3 separate regions of the Homo sapiens genome follow, and regions 1 and 2 are each linked to region 3. Evidence: chromatin contacts called from ENCODE Hi-C or POLR2A ChIA-PET data. All regions are on one chromosome and are shown on one strand. Each heading gives the region's core, a stretch centred on a gene start or an enhancer-like site at or near the end of the contact. The rest is flanking DNA. Distances are from core to core; before and after follow the strand shown. Region 1 holds the start of APBA2 (amyloid beta precursor protein binding family A member 2). Region 2 overlaps TJP1 (tight junction protein 1). Region 3 holds the start of NSMCE3 (NSE3 component of SMC5/6 complex).

The links. Hi-C counts contacts between places; a loop is a spot of excess contacts on that map. ChIA-PET counts read pairs that join two places held with the same protein, here RNA polymerase II (POLR2A). Pooled maps may share reads with other maps.
Region 1: a map of naive thymus-derived CD4-positive, alpha-beta T cell shows a loop between it and region 3 (4-fold over the local background). The contact joins the promoter of APBA2 here to the promoter of NSMCE3 in region 3. A Hi-C loop is called at or near these places in 2 of 168 maps with a recorded cell type or tissue (CD4-positive, alpha-beta T cell and naive thymus-derived CD4-positive, alpha-beta T cell) and 7 of 50 pooled maps. POLR2A ChIA-PET finds 5 or more read pairs at or near these places in 2 of 52 experiments (CD4-positive, alpha-beta T cell and naive thymus-derived CD4-positive, alpha-beta T cell).
Region 2: a loop to region 3 is called in a map with no recorded cell type, with 10 times the contacts of the local background. The contact joins the enhancer-like site here to the promoter of NSMCE3 in region 3. A Hi-C loop is called at or near these places in 1 of 168 maps with a recorded cell type or tissue (OCI-LY7), 1 of 37 single-sample maps with no recorded cell type and 5 of 50 pooled maps.

The regions. Positions count from the first base shown.
Region 1 is chr15:28,884,469-28,888,145 of GRCh38, forward strand. APBA2 (amyloid beta precursor protein binding family A member 2) reads left to right here and starts at 1,506. Exons shown (of 15, transcript NM_001353788.2): 1 at 1,506-1,810.
Region 2 is chr15:29,733,500-29,737,264 of GRCh38, forward strand. It overlaps TJP1 (tight junction protein 1), which reads right to left. Exons shown (of 28, transcript NM_001330239.4): 11 at 3,765; 12 at 775-883. Among named protein-coding and RNA genes, the nearest start is that of LCIIAR, 60 kb to the left of the region's middle. Within about 2 kb of position 1,797, at least 4 of the 41 ENCODE cell types and tissues checked have a DNase peak (open chromatin) inside an H3K27ac peak, as active enhancers do.
Region 3 is chr15:29,268,549-29,272,370 of GRCh38, forward strand. NSMCE3 (NSE3 component of SMC5/6 complex) reads right to left here and starts at 1,274. Exons shown (of 1, transcript NM_138704.4): 1 at 1-1,274. The coding sequence starts at 1,157. The coding sequence ends at 243. All of the region lies in intron 2 of ENTREP2 (endosomal transmembrane epsin interactor 2), which reads right to left. RefSeq lists enhancers at 569-1,070, 1,071-1,570.

The DNA of each region.
Region 1 (3,677 bases), core at 256-2,755, 380 kb before region 3:
TATGGGATGTGACCACATAACAGTAAGGCAAGAAGATGACTGCATTTATCTTCTCAGAATCACTTCTTCTTAATTGTTGCTTCCCACTATTGGCATTGGTGAAAGGCTGGGCCACAGGAGGCTGGATGAACTTTGTGTTAGCCAGGTAAGCAGAATGTCTATGCAGGTGGAAAGTAGACAGTGAAGGTGTGCTCATCTGAGTACGGAGGGGCATAGGTCAGGAACCTCGTTGGCCTGCCCTGGCCTTTGCCCCTTTGTTTGGCCCTGTGGCTACAAAGCTCCCCTACCAGGAGCAGCCCCCACTGGCGGCTCTGGCCCTGGAAACCTGTGAATGTTTGGTGGGGGCAGGGTGTGGAGAGGCCAAGTCCACAGTGTATCTAACCCTAGTCCATCTCAGGATTCGGCTTCCCCCAGCCCCTTCTCCTTAGGGTCTCAGCTCGGGCCCTCAGGGCAGCAGGAAGATGCGCTGTCCTCACTCCCAAGTCCCCCTGCCCTTCTGTGCCTTCTGACCTGGGCAGAACTTCCCATGCCACAGCTTCGCCTAATCCAGCCACAGGAGAAAAGAAAACGAGGGCAAATCACCACGATTTGGGGGGAGGGAGGCCCCTGAGCCCCCGCTCTGCCCAGACAAGGCATCCTGTGCATCTCCCATGGCTCATCACATCTGCCTGGGACTCAGTGAAAGGGCCAGAGGGCCAAAGGTGACACCGGAGTCTCCAGCACGACCTTCGAGGGCCTCCAGGGCATTTCTCGCGCTGTAGGGGCGGAAGACTGGCTCCCCTGGGGATGCATGTGAGTGTCTAGGAGTGTACGCTCCCCAGGGCCCCGCGGAGGTCAGGGTTCTCTCCATTTAGGACAGCAAGGAGAGAAAGCCCTGGAGTGAGGCCCTGGGGCTGGGGGCTAAAGCAGCACAGAGTATCAGAAACGGGGTGCTGGGATGGTTACCGGGGACCGCCAGGGAAGACTTGGGAGTCCAGCATGCGCCTAGGGGAGCTGCGGTGGGGAGGCAGCAGGGGGCCTCCTCTGCCGGATGGGGCCTTCGGAGGCCGCGATCCCCGAGAGTTCTTCGCTCGAGGGTTCTTCGCTCTAGGGTCCCCCATTACAGCTGCGCGGGGCCGAGCAAGCAGGGCGCGGCGGCCGGGGCAAGGTGCGGAGCCTCGCGTTCACCGGCTCTACCTGCGGAGCCTCGCGTTCACTGGCTCTACCTGCGGGACCAGACCCCTGCAGCTCCCCAGCCAGCACGGCCGGGGCACGCCCGGGAATCTGTGTGCTCCCCAGGGCCCGGGGCGTTCGGGGCGCCGCGCCTTCCAGCGCCTGGGTCCCAGCCCCGATCCCGGAGACCGGCCCGGGGGGACCCGGGGTCCCGAGTGCACCCTCCTGCCCTGCAGACTGTCCCAGCGCCGGGGCCAGGGGGCGCAGGACCTCGCGCACGCCCGGCACGGACGCATCTTTGTCTTCCCTCTCTTCACGGCGCGCGATCTAGCCGGGAATCGTTTTCCGGCCCCAGTGTGCCCGGCGCGGGTGAGGCGGAAGCGGCCGGGGCGGGGGCGCAGGCCCGGCAGCCGCAGGCCGGTGCGGGATGCGCCCCGCAGCCGCGCCGCGTGCGCCCGGCAGAGGCGGCCCTGCGTGCCGTACGCTGCGTCCGGGGCGCGCCCGCCGCTATTCGGGAAGCTATTCAGCTTCCCGGGCTCATTAGCAGTCGCGGTGTGCGGCTCGGCGCGGGCTCACAAAGAGCTCGGCCTCGCGGACTGAGCCGGCGGCAGCGGGGCGGGGACGGCGGCGTACCCGGGCAGCCCAGCGCCCTGGCCAGGTAAGCTGGGGAACCTGGGCTGCCTGACTTGCCGGCGGCGGCAGCCTGGGGCCGCCCGGGGCGCCGCGAGGACCCGGACGCGTGGGGGGCGGCGCGGAGGTTGCGGCCCGAGCGCTCCAGAGCGCTGCCCTCCCGACTCAGCGTGGCTGCGGGGCGGCCGCCGCTGGGATATGGGGGTACAGCCCGGCGGCCCCACTCCTCTCTGACCGGCCGCTTCCCCCTCCCACGACGGGTGGGCGGGCGGGGCGGGGACCAGGCGGCGGCTCTCGCATCCCGCGCGGGGGGCACCGCGGCAAGGGGCCACCCGGCGCGGACAAGAGGCGCTGTGTGGCGGGGCTGTCCGCTCGACTCCTGCCGGGCTGGCCGGGCTGCTTGGCACCGGCATCAAGTCCCCGTGCCGGGCGGCAACTACTGAGTTTGGGGTCGCCTCTGGGTTCGCTGCCCCCAGAGAACCCAAGCCCAGATCTTCGCCCCCTTCCCTTTCCCTTTATAATAAGGCCCAGAGGGGAAAACTTATCAATTCAAAACCCCACACCCCGTTGCTCCTGGGCTGCAGGTGCCCGGTTGGGGGCACGGCGCGGACCTGCCCCTCGGCCTGGCCCCTTCCCCATGGCAGGCACTGCCTGGCAAGGCTGCTGGCGGGAGATCTGGCTGCAGATGGTGAAGGAGAACATCGAGGCCCCCGGTCCCCAAGCAGGGCGCCATGGGCCGGGCAGCGGGCCTCGGTGTGCCCAGGCGGGGAGGGGGCGAACTTCCTTTCTCCGACGCCTGCCGAGGACCGCCGTGGAGAGCAGAGCCTTAGAGGGGCCTGCTAGTCTTAACTTCGTATTTACTGGCAGAAGGAAGGCTTAATTTTTCAGATCTATTCAGATACGACCTGGCAGGCACCAGACATAAATCTGTGGTTGAGTGCAGTCAGCTCCTAAATGGGCATGTGGAGGGTGAGGCACCCCGAACTCGGCATCTTGCGTCTGGCACTGTTTTTGGGCTAAACTGCCTCTGGCCTCTTCAACCTCCTGTGCCTCTTTCTGTTTTTGTTTTTGTTTTATTTTTCTGTTTTCCTTCCTCTTTGAGAAAGGACAGTGATTTTAGAAATAATGACCCGAGAGCTTTGCAGGTTGAAGTGGGACGAGTTTTCCTAAGGTGCAGGTTGGCAGGTGCCAGGAGCCTGCAGGTGGCTTTTTCTCAGGCCTCTGGGTCAGGGTCCCTCCAATGAGGTGAGGCAGGGGTTTCTCCTGTGTGTCGCCACTACGCAGGGGACAGGATCTGGGTTTCCCAGTCCAGGGCGTCCAGGATGCCCTGCCCTCTGTGCTGATTCCTGGGTGACCGTGGGGGCTGCTTCCCCCTGCAGCCTGGGCTGGAGAGGGTCTCCTGAGCTTAGGATCTGCCAGGCAGGAGGGCCAGGGTGACACGGACCTGGAACGCTGGGGCTCCAGGCAATGTCCAGGGCGTGAGTGGGTAAAGCTGGAGCTTGTGGCTGTGTGCCGGCAGCCTTCCCTCGGTGGGCTCTAGCAGCACTGTCAGGGGGGCCCTTGGAGTGGGCTCCATGGCTGGGCTGGGACTGGGTGATGGCATTAGCGATGGGGCACCGAGTCTTCCCTCTTATTTATTAGGAAGTGTGGTCTGTGCCCCTCCCTACTGCCGGTCTCCTGGGCTCCTGGGATGGGAGGAGCTGCAGGCTGAGTCCCACGGGGTGTGAGTGTGTGTGAGCAGGAGAGTTGGGTGGGCGCTGGAAGGAGGTGAAACTGGTGACCGTCAGCTCCTCATTCTCTTCCACCTTGCATGTTTTCTCTGACACCCTAGACTCAAGTTGTGGCCTGCTAGTTAACTTGTTTACAAAACCTTTTTAAGTAGTTCTAACCTCTTT
Region 2 (3,765 bases), core at 547-3,046, 470 kb after region 3:
TTGCAGATGAGGAAACTGATGCAGAAAATACATCAAGTAACTTGTCAAAAGCCACATGCTTGTTTTCTATTATATCATCTAACTTATCTGCAAACATTATAGACATTTCCATATCTAAATCAGCAGTTCTCAAATAAAGGTAATTTTATCCCTCGCCATCCAACATTGGACATTTGCCAATATGCAGTTTTGACTGCCCCATCTGTGTACTGAAAGGGTAAGGGGTGTGTGCTAGTGGCATCTCATCTAGTGAGCAGAGGCTAGGAATGCCCCTAAACATCCACAATACACAGGACAGCCCCTAAAACCACATTATTTGGTCCAAAATGTCAACAGTGCCAAGGCTGAGAAACCTGGCTCTAAGTGAAAATTGTATCACAGAAAAAATGGAGTTTTCTCTTGAATTAATGCTAATAAACATCTGAGTGTATTGCTTAGAAACATCAGTACAAAATCTGAAAGCTGCTCATATATACTTTTGTATGGTTCTGATGGCTAATAAATCAACACTTTCTATCACTTGTAAAGGGTTGGATGGCATTTTATTTAAATTAGAATACTATAAAGGTTAGTCCTATTAGCATGCTCTGCTAATGAGAATCATCTGAAATTCTGTGCTCCTAAATGACTTAGAATTACATAACTTTCTTTGAGATTAACAAATTCATTCATCACTCAACTATGAGTGACTTATTTTTTAAAAATGGAATAAATCCCTTTGTAAGTCCTCAAACTCTACAGGTTTATCTCCTCCATTTTCTGACAGCATCTCACCATCCTTCTTCTTCTGAGCCAATATGGTCACTTCTTCTCCTTTAGGGAGGTCAAGCAGGAAAAGGACGGCTTCTTCTCTTATGATATTTGTAAAATCTACGTTGTTTACCTAATAAATAAGATTTCATAAATCATTCTTGGCTGTTTAAGAATATGAAAATAACATACGCAGGACACAGATACTCTCAGTCTACCTAATTTGAAAATATCACATCTTTTTTTTTTTTTGAGACAGAGTCTCGCTCTGTCGCCCAGGCTGGAGTGCAATGGCACGATCTCAGCTCACTGCAACCTCCACCTCCCAGGTTCAAGTGATTCTCCTGCCTCAGCCTCCCGAGTAGCTGGGATTGCAGGTGCCCACCACCACACCCAGCTAATTTTTTTATATTTTTAGTAGAGATGGGGTTTCACCATGTTGGGCAGGTTGGTCTCAAACTCCTGACCTCAGGTGATCCGCCCGCTTTGGTCTCCTAAAGTGCTGGGACTACAGGCATGAGTCACCACACCCGGCCGAAAATATCACATCTTTTAAGACCAAAAACTTTATTTTACTTTGGAGAAAAGAATACACTCTAATTTTAAAAAAACAGAAACAAATAAAGTGAGTTAAAGGTATAAATTTATTTAAATAGTATTCAGTGTGTCCTGACATTAAAGATCTGTGTAAAATTTAACCAGTTTAGATGAAAAAAGGTAACTTTTTACAAGTTGCTGAGAAAAAAAATCAAAAGAAAATGGGACTAAAAAGACAATCTGCACTGTAGCAACCCTGTAAGAGCATCTGTGTAATGCAGGCTCAGTGTTTGCCAAGTTAATATTTACTTCTATTAGAAGCTTCTAAATGCCAAAATGAACTTATTAAAATGTCACCAGTGACTGTGTGCAGGATTACAGGCAGGTTTTCTTCTTTCCACCTTTTGGAAATTTTCCAGATTAAAAAAGAAAAAAAAAAACCCTAGAAACAAAAAAACCTGACACGCACCACTTACTTTTATGATACAAAACAAAAGTGAACTATTAAGAAACATTTTTTAGCCAGGCGCAGTGACTCATGTCTGTAATCCCAGCACTCTGGGAGGCCAAAGTAGGTGGACTGCTTGAACCCAGGAATTTGAGACCAGTCTGGGCCACGTGGTGAAACCCTGCCTCTACAAAAAATACAAAAATTTGCCACGTGTGGTGGCTAATGCCTGTGGTCCCAGCTACTCAGGAGGCTGAGGGGAAGAATGTTTGAGCCTAGGTGTTTAAGGCTGCAGTGAGCCGTGATCACACCACTGCATTCCAGCCTGGGTGACAGTGAGGCGCTGTCTCAAGGAAAAAAAAAAAAAAAAAAGAAAGAAACGTTTAAAAAAATGTATGCCCTGATTACTTCAAAACAGGGTTAAGAGATGGGTAAGAAAATAGGTCTCTTTACTTTCCTTGGTATAGTGAACGTTATTATACATGTTGTATTTAAATGTTTTTGACCTAACTTGATTGACAACAATGTAAACATCATCAGAAAGAATGACCATATCAGATCAGATGGAAATAGGTCTGAAGTCACCATGATGCCTTGACTTTTTGACATGCTAAGTTTGAAGGGAAAAGGAGGAGGATTCAATGAGAAAATGACAGAGCTCAGGAAATTGCTAAGTGAAAAGACTTTGATTACGAGCTGCTCACTTGAGCAACCAAACCCAAGAAAGAGGCAGTGTAGCAAGAGAAGCAGAGAGTTACCAACATTCTCCAAGTTTTAAAAGTATCAGTAAAGAGGCAGGAAAAGAATAAAAAAATGTACCAGAATGGCAGTATTATGGAATCTAAGGAAAAAAGTACTTCAAAAAAGATTAAGACAGTCAAAACGCTGCTAAAAAATAAAGGAAAATGAGGCTTGAGGATGACATTAACTCAGCAATGGCTTATTGAAAACTGAGCTTCAGTGTGGTGAAGGTGGAAGCCAGGCTGCAAAACTGTATGACCACAATGATTGAAAAGAAAACAGGCAAGGGCCTCAACCACATCCTTCAACAAGTTAAACAGCAAAAAAGGACAAATAAGACAGTGGAAGATAGATGAAGAACCAGTGGAGAGAGAAAGACAAGAAAGTGAACAAAGCTACAAGATTCTGGAGCAGACAGGAGGCTGAATCCAGGACACTGGCAAGAGGCAGGCTGAGTACAGAAAGAGACCAGAATAGAGAGGCCACGGCAAAGACTTTGTGGTAGAGAAGCAGAATAAATGTAGGAGCTCACAATGGACAGATACCTTCTGATTAAAATGGGACATAGTTTAATCTAGCAAATCAAATGGAGGTTTGGATATTTTAAAAAGAAACAGGAGACAGATTAAGATGGTACTATGTCACTAGGTGAAACCGTTTATGGGGAAGGAAGGGAGGACTCTATAGACTCTACTGATACTCTGCATCTAACCTGGGCTTTCCTGATTTGTGTAACTAATCCTGTCTCTTGTGGAGTATGAAGTTTCAAAGCCAGGCAGCTTACACATTTGCCTTTGATGTGAATTCCATCTCCCTGTGTCTGAGCCATTATCTGGGGTTAAAAAGGTCCCAGAGGTTGTGTGGATTGCTTCAAGATGACTCATATGGGAGAGGAACACTTGATGTTGCTTGCTGCCAAGTTGTGGCCCATGGCAGAGTCCTGCCAGTCTGAATGTTTAGTTGAACTTCCAAAGACTACCTGGTAGATATTATCATCGGGATATAAGACTTATTTTCTTTTATTTCCATGAACACGAGTGGTAGAAATGAAATGTTACATTCTTTACTAACACAAAATATAGCAGTAAACAAGAGCAAGATACAAGAATGGGAAGTGAGAAGTCCAGCATAAGGTAGACCTGATGGATTTTGACTTTCAAAGTTTAACTGGCTCAATGGAGACTGCTTACAGATTACAATCTAATTACAATAGTAAGCTTGTTGTTTGATACCTTTTTCTGGTGATCCAAATACTTTTTAACCCACATAAGTTGCAATACTGACATACC
Region 3 (3,822 bases), core at 24-2,523:
CAAAATTTTTTATACCAAAAAGAGTAAAATCAAAACAAATGCTCCTTTGTTTATAGATGAAAATCTGGAGCAAAATAACACAACATTAAAAAAACAAAACTTTGCAAACACATCCTAAAGCTACACACATTGAAGCGTTTACAGCAATATGCTCCCTGGGTTCGTTCTCCCTTCCCCCAATCCTCTAAACTGTGCCTTTGGGTCTCAGACCCTTGTCCCGGGGGTCCCTCTGAATCCACCTTTCAAGAGGATGGAGCTGGGCCACTAGGCTGAGGTCTGGCCCTGTTCTCCTCATCTGCCAAAGCCTCACAGTACTGCGCTGGCCAGTCCTTGGGGTCTTGATTATGGACCTTGGCCACAAACTTAAGAACTTTCATCTTGCTGGTTTCCAGGTTGGTTCGCGGGCCCCACTGGAATTCGTAGTCGACGGGGTCGGTGTGGGGTATCCGCCGGTATTCCAGGTAACGCTGTCGCACAAAGTCCTCAGTAATGAGTTTCTTTGGATCTCCGAAAATTAAATGCTTCTTGGTGGGGTAGACCCCTAAGCGCCGCAGAAAGTCCCAGGCTTCAGTTTCCTTGATGGTGTTGCCCTTCATAAAGATGAGCCCTAAGACGATCATCAGGAGGCCCGTAGTGGGCGTGCCTTGGTCACCCCTCATCTCGGCATCCTCCTCCACAGGCTCCAGGGTGTTGATGAGGATGTAAGTGTTGCTCTTGGGTTCAAGTTCCACCAGCTTATACCCGAAGACGTACTGGAGGCGCTCGGCGGCCCGTTTGAAGAGGTCGGGGAAGATGTCCTTGTAGTCCCCGATGACGTGCTTCAGTATGTCGGCCCGCTTGATCGGAATCTTCTTCTGGTCTTTAATCAGCAAGAACTGCACCAGCTCGGACACTTTCAGCTCCAGCTGCTTCTGGCTCCTGGGCCCCACGGCGGGGGCGGCCTGGGCCCGGCGGGCGCCCTGAGGCGAGGGGCCCTGCGACCCCTGCGAGCCGCCCGGCCCGCGGGACGTGCTCGGGGCCTCCTCGGCAAAGCCGTCTCTGAGAACCCGGGCGTCTTCCCCGGCCCGCGAAGCCCCGGGGTTTCCGCTATGGCTCCAGTCTCTGTCCCTCTCGGCCTGGCCGCCAGAGCGGCCCCGGTTCCTCGGTTTTTGCAACATGTCTCCGGCGGCAGGTGCCGGCGCACACTCCGGTAGGCAAGCAGCCGCGGCGGGGATTGCGGGTCGGCGACCCGCTAACGCCGGTGCCTGGAGGCGCGCGCAGTGTCGGCTGAGACTGCGTGCTGCGTCATGAAGCCTGCGCCTTGCGTCAGGGCGGCTGGGCGGTGCGCCTGCGCGGCTGCGGCGGGTACCAAAAGGAACAGCGTTTTCCGTGCAGCCCTGCAGGTCCGGGCGATGATTTTTAGTATAGTGAAGTGTTGTTACCAAACCATGCAAACAGAGAGCGAGAACCGAAACTCCTAAACAAGTGTGTCGCTAAATTCAGACCACACAGGCTCAGGCAAGTTTTACAGACAGTATTATGAGTTTCTAAATCGGGAGCATTTGTAAACGGAAAGAATTCAGAGGATGAACGTGTGAGAAAAAAAAAAGGTGAAGAGGAAGGGCCGACCGTGGAAGTAAAGTAAAAACATTTATTTCTACACAAAATGTAGAAGGACATAAAAGACCCAGAGGGCTCTTAGTTTTCGTCCCTCCACCCAATTTCATACCCTCCATCCCACTGCCCCCAGTTACTTTCTCTAATGCCCCGTGGAGTCTGTTAAAAACCAAAGTCGGCTGCAGGCTTTCTGCGCAAGCAGGACTTCAGTTTCACTATTTCCGTATTTATATTCTCTGCATTAAACTCCTTTAGCTAGACAACTATGAGAAGACCACAAAAAACGTGTCAGTATTAGGTAAATGTTTTAGCTTGGTCACATGGGTTTATCTTTTGGAAAACAACTGCTTTCGTCACAACCACAATTTTAGCAGAAATGGGTAAGAGGAATGCTGCAAACAAACGTGCACTCTCAAGAGATTACTACTTAATTTGGGGCATCACTGATCAAGAATTGCAATAATGTGGAGCTCTTAAATTTCTTAATTCATAATATATTAGCTTTGAGGAAAAAAAAGAGAACACTGGGGGATTTATCTCTCATCTATGATGTGATATACAGTCTCTACTGTATATTTTAATTGTGCAACTCAAGTAGCCAAAATGAGTCATTTCATTAACTCAAACCATCAGCAGTCTGCTGCCATGACTTCTACAGATCTTAGCAAATTTGTTTCTTCTCTATTTACTTGCAAAGAAGAAACTGAATTTCCCTGTGTCTTTTTAAAGCTACCCAGAAAGTGGATAAACTCTTCAAAGAACCAAATTGAGTTCCTCTTTAATGCAAATATATTCAAAGGAAAGCAATTTAGAACACATTATCTGAGTAATAGCATCAAACACAACCTTATTAAAATTTTGTTAATTGTTAGTAGCATAACACTTTTGTTTGTAATTCAGTAGGAAAATGCAATCTGATAATGGCACTGGAACTGCAATAGTAAATGTAAAATCATATTCCATGAACTAATGCAAGTATGCTAAAATCTGGTATGCAATGAGTAATAACTTACTGTTCCACACAAGATGCAACTATATCCTCAGGCATCAATTTTAATGACAAAGGCCTACTATGAAAAACAAATATATTATCAAGGCATTCATTTTTTTACAATGAGAAAATTCATCTGCTTCAGTTTCCTTGCAAATTAAAATCTGGACTTAGGTTCATAGAAGCTTCCTGCCATCTAGAATTCTGCAAAAGGTCCCTACTGCAGGATGTGGATGTTGTATTGAGGGAATAGAGAGACCGTCTCATATTGTTTTATATTGTTTTATACTCAGTACCTGTTTTAAGAAAAAACAACAAGGAAGTAAAACCAAATACAGGCAGCCCAGCGCCAGGCCCAAAACCAGGCCTGGGCCTGCCTGGCCTAAACCCAGTAGTTAAAAATCAACTCATAACTTAGAAACCGATGTTATTCATAGATTCCAGACATTGTATAGAAGAACATTGTATAAAGAACAGAACTGCCCTGTTCTGTTTCTCTCTGACCACCGGTGCATGTAGCCCCTGTCACATACCGCCTGCTTGCTCTGATCAATCACGACCCTTTCATGTAAAATCTTTAGTGTTGTGAGCTCTTTAAAGGGACAGAAATTGTGCATTTGGGGAGCTCGGATTTTAAGGCAGTAGCTTGCCGATGCTCCCAGCTGAATAAAGCCCTTCCTTGTGCAACTCGGTGTCTGAGAGATTTTGTCTGCGGCTCGTCCTGCTACAGTGCCTTGAGTCAAAAAAGTTCAGTGACCGAGATATAAGGGGAAAGTGGAAAATTAGATAAAAGCTATTGTCAACAGTTGGGCTGGTTTTTCAGTGCTCTTTCTTGCTAAGGTATTCATGTACGTTACCAAGCAGCCCACCAGTCAGACTACCCCTGTCACTGTGAAAATCAGCAGTGTCCTCCAGCAGCACGCTTACCTAGATAGCAGACTGTCATTACTCAAGATAGAGGAGAAGAGATACCAGTTTTTAAGTCTCAAAACATCTCTCTACACTCTTTCCAGAAGAATGCAGGTGAGAAAATGCAGACATAAAATAAGAGTATTAGAATGAAGTTTTAGGCCCTGCATGGAGAAGTCATCCAGACCCACATTCCACCTTGGATTGATACTGGAAGCCATGGATGTCTGGGGAGAAACTGTGGTGATAACAATACTAACATTAGTAACAATAAATATAACCGACAACAGCCAATGATTATAGTAGTTGCTGCTCCATCTCCATGT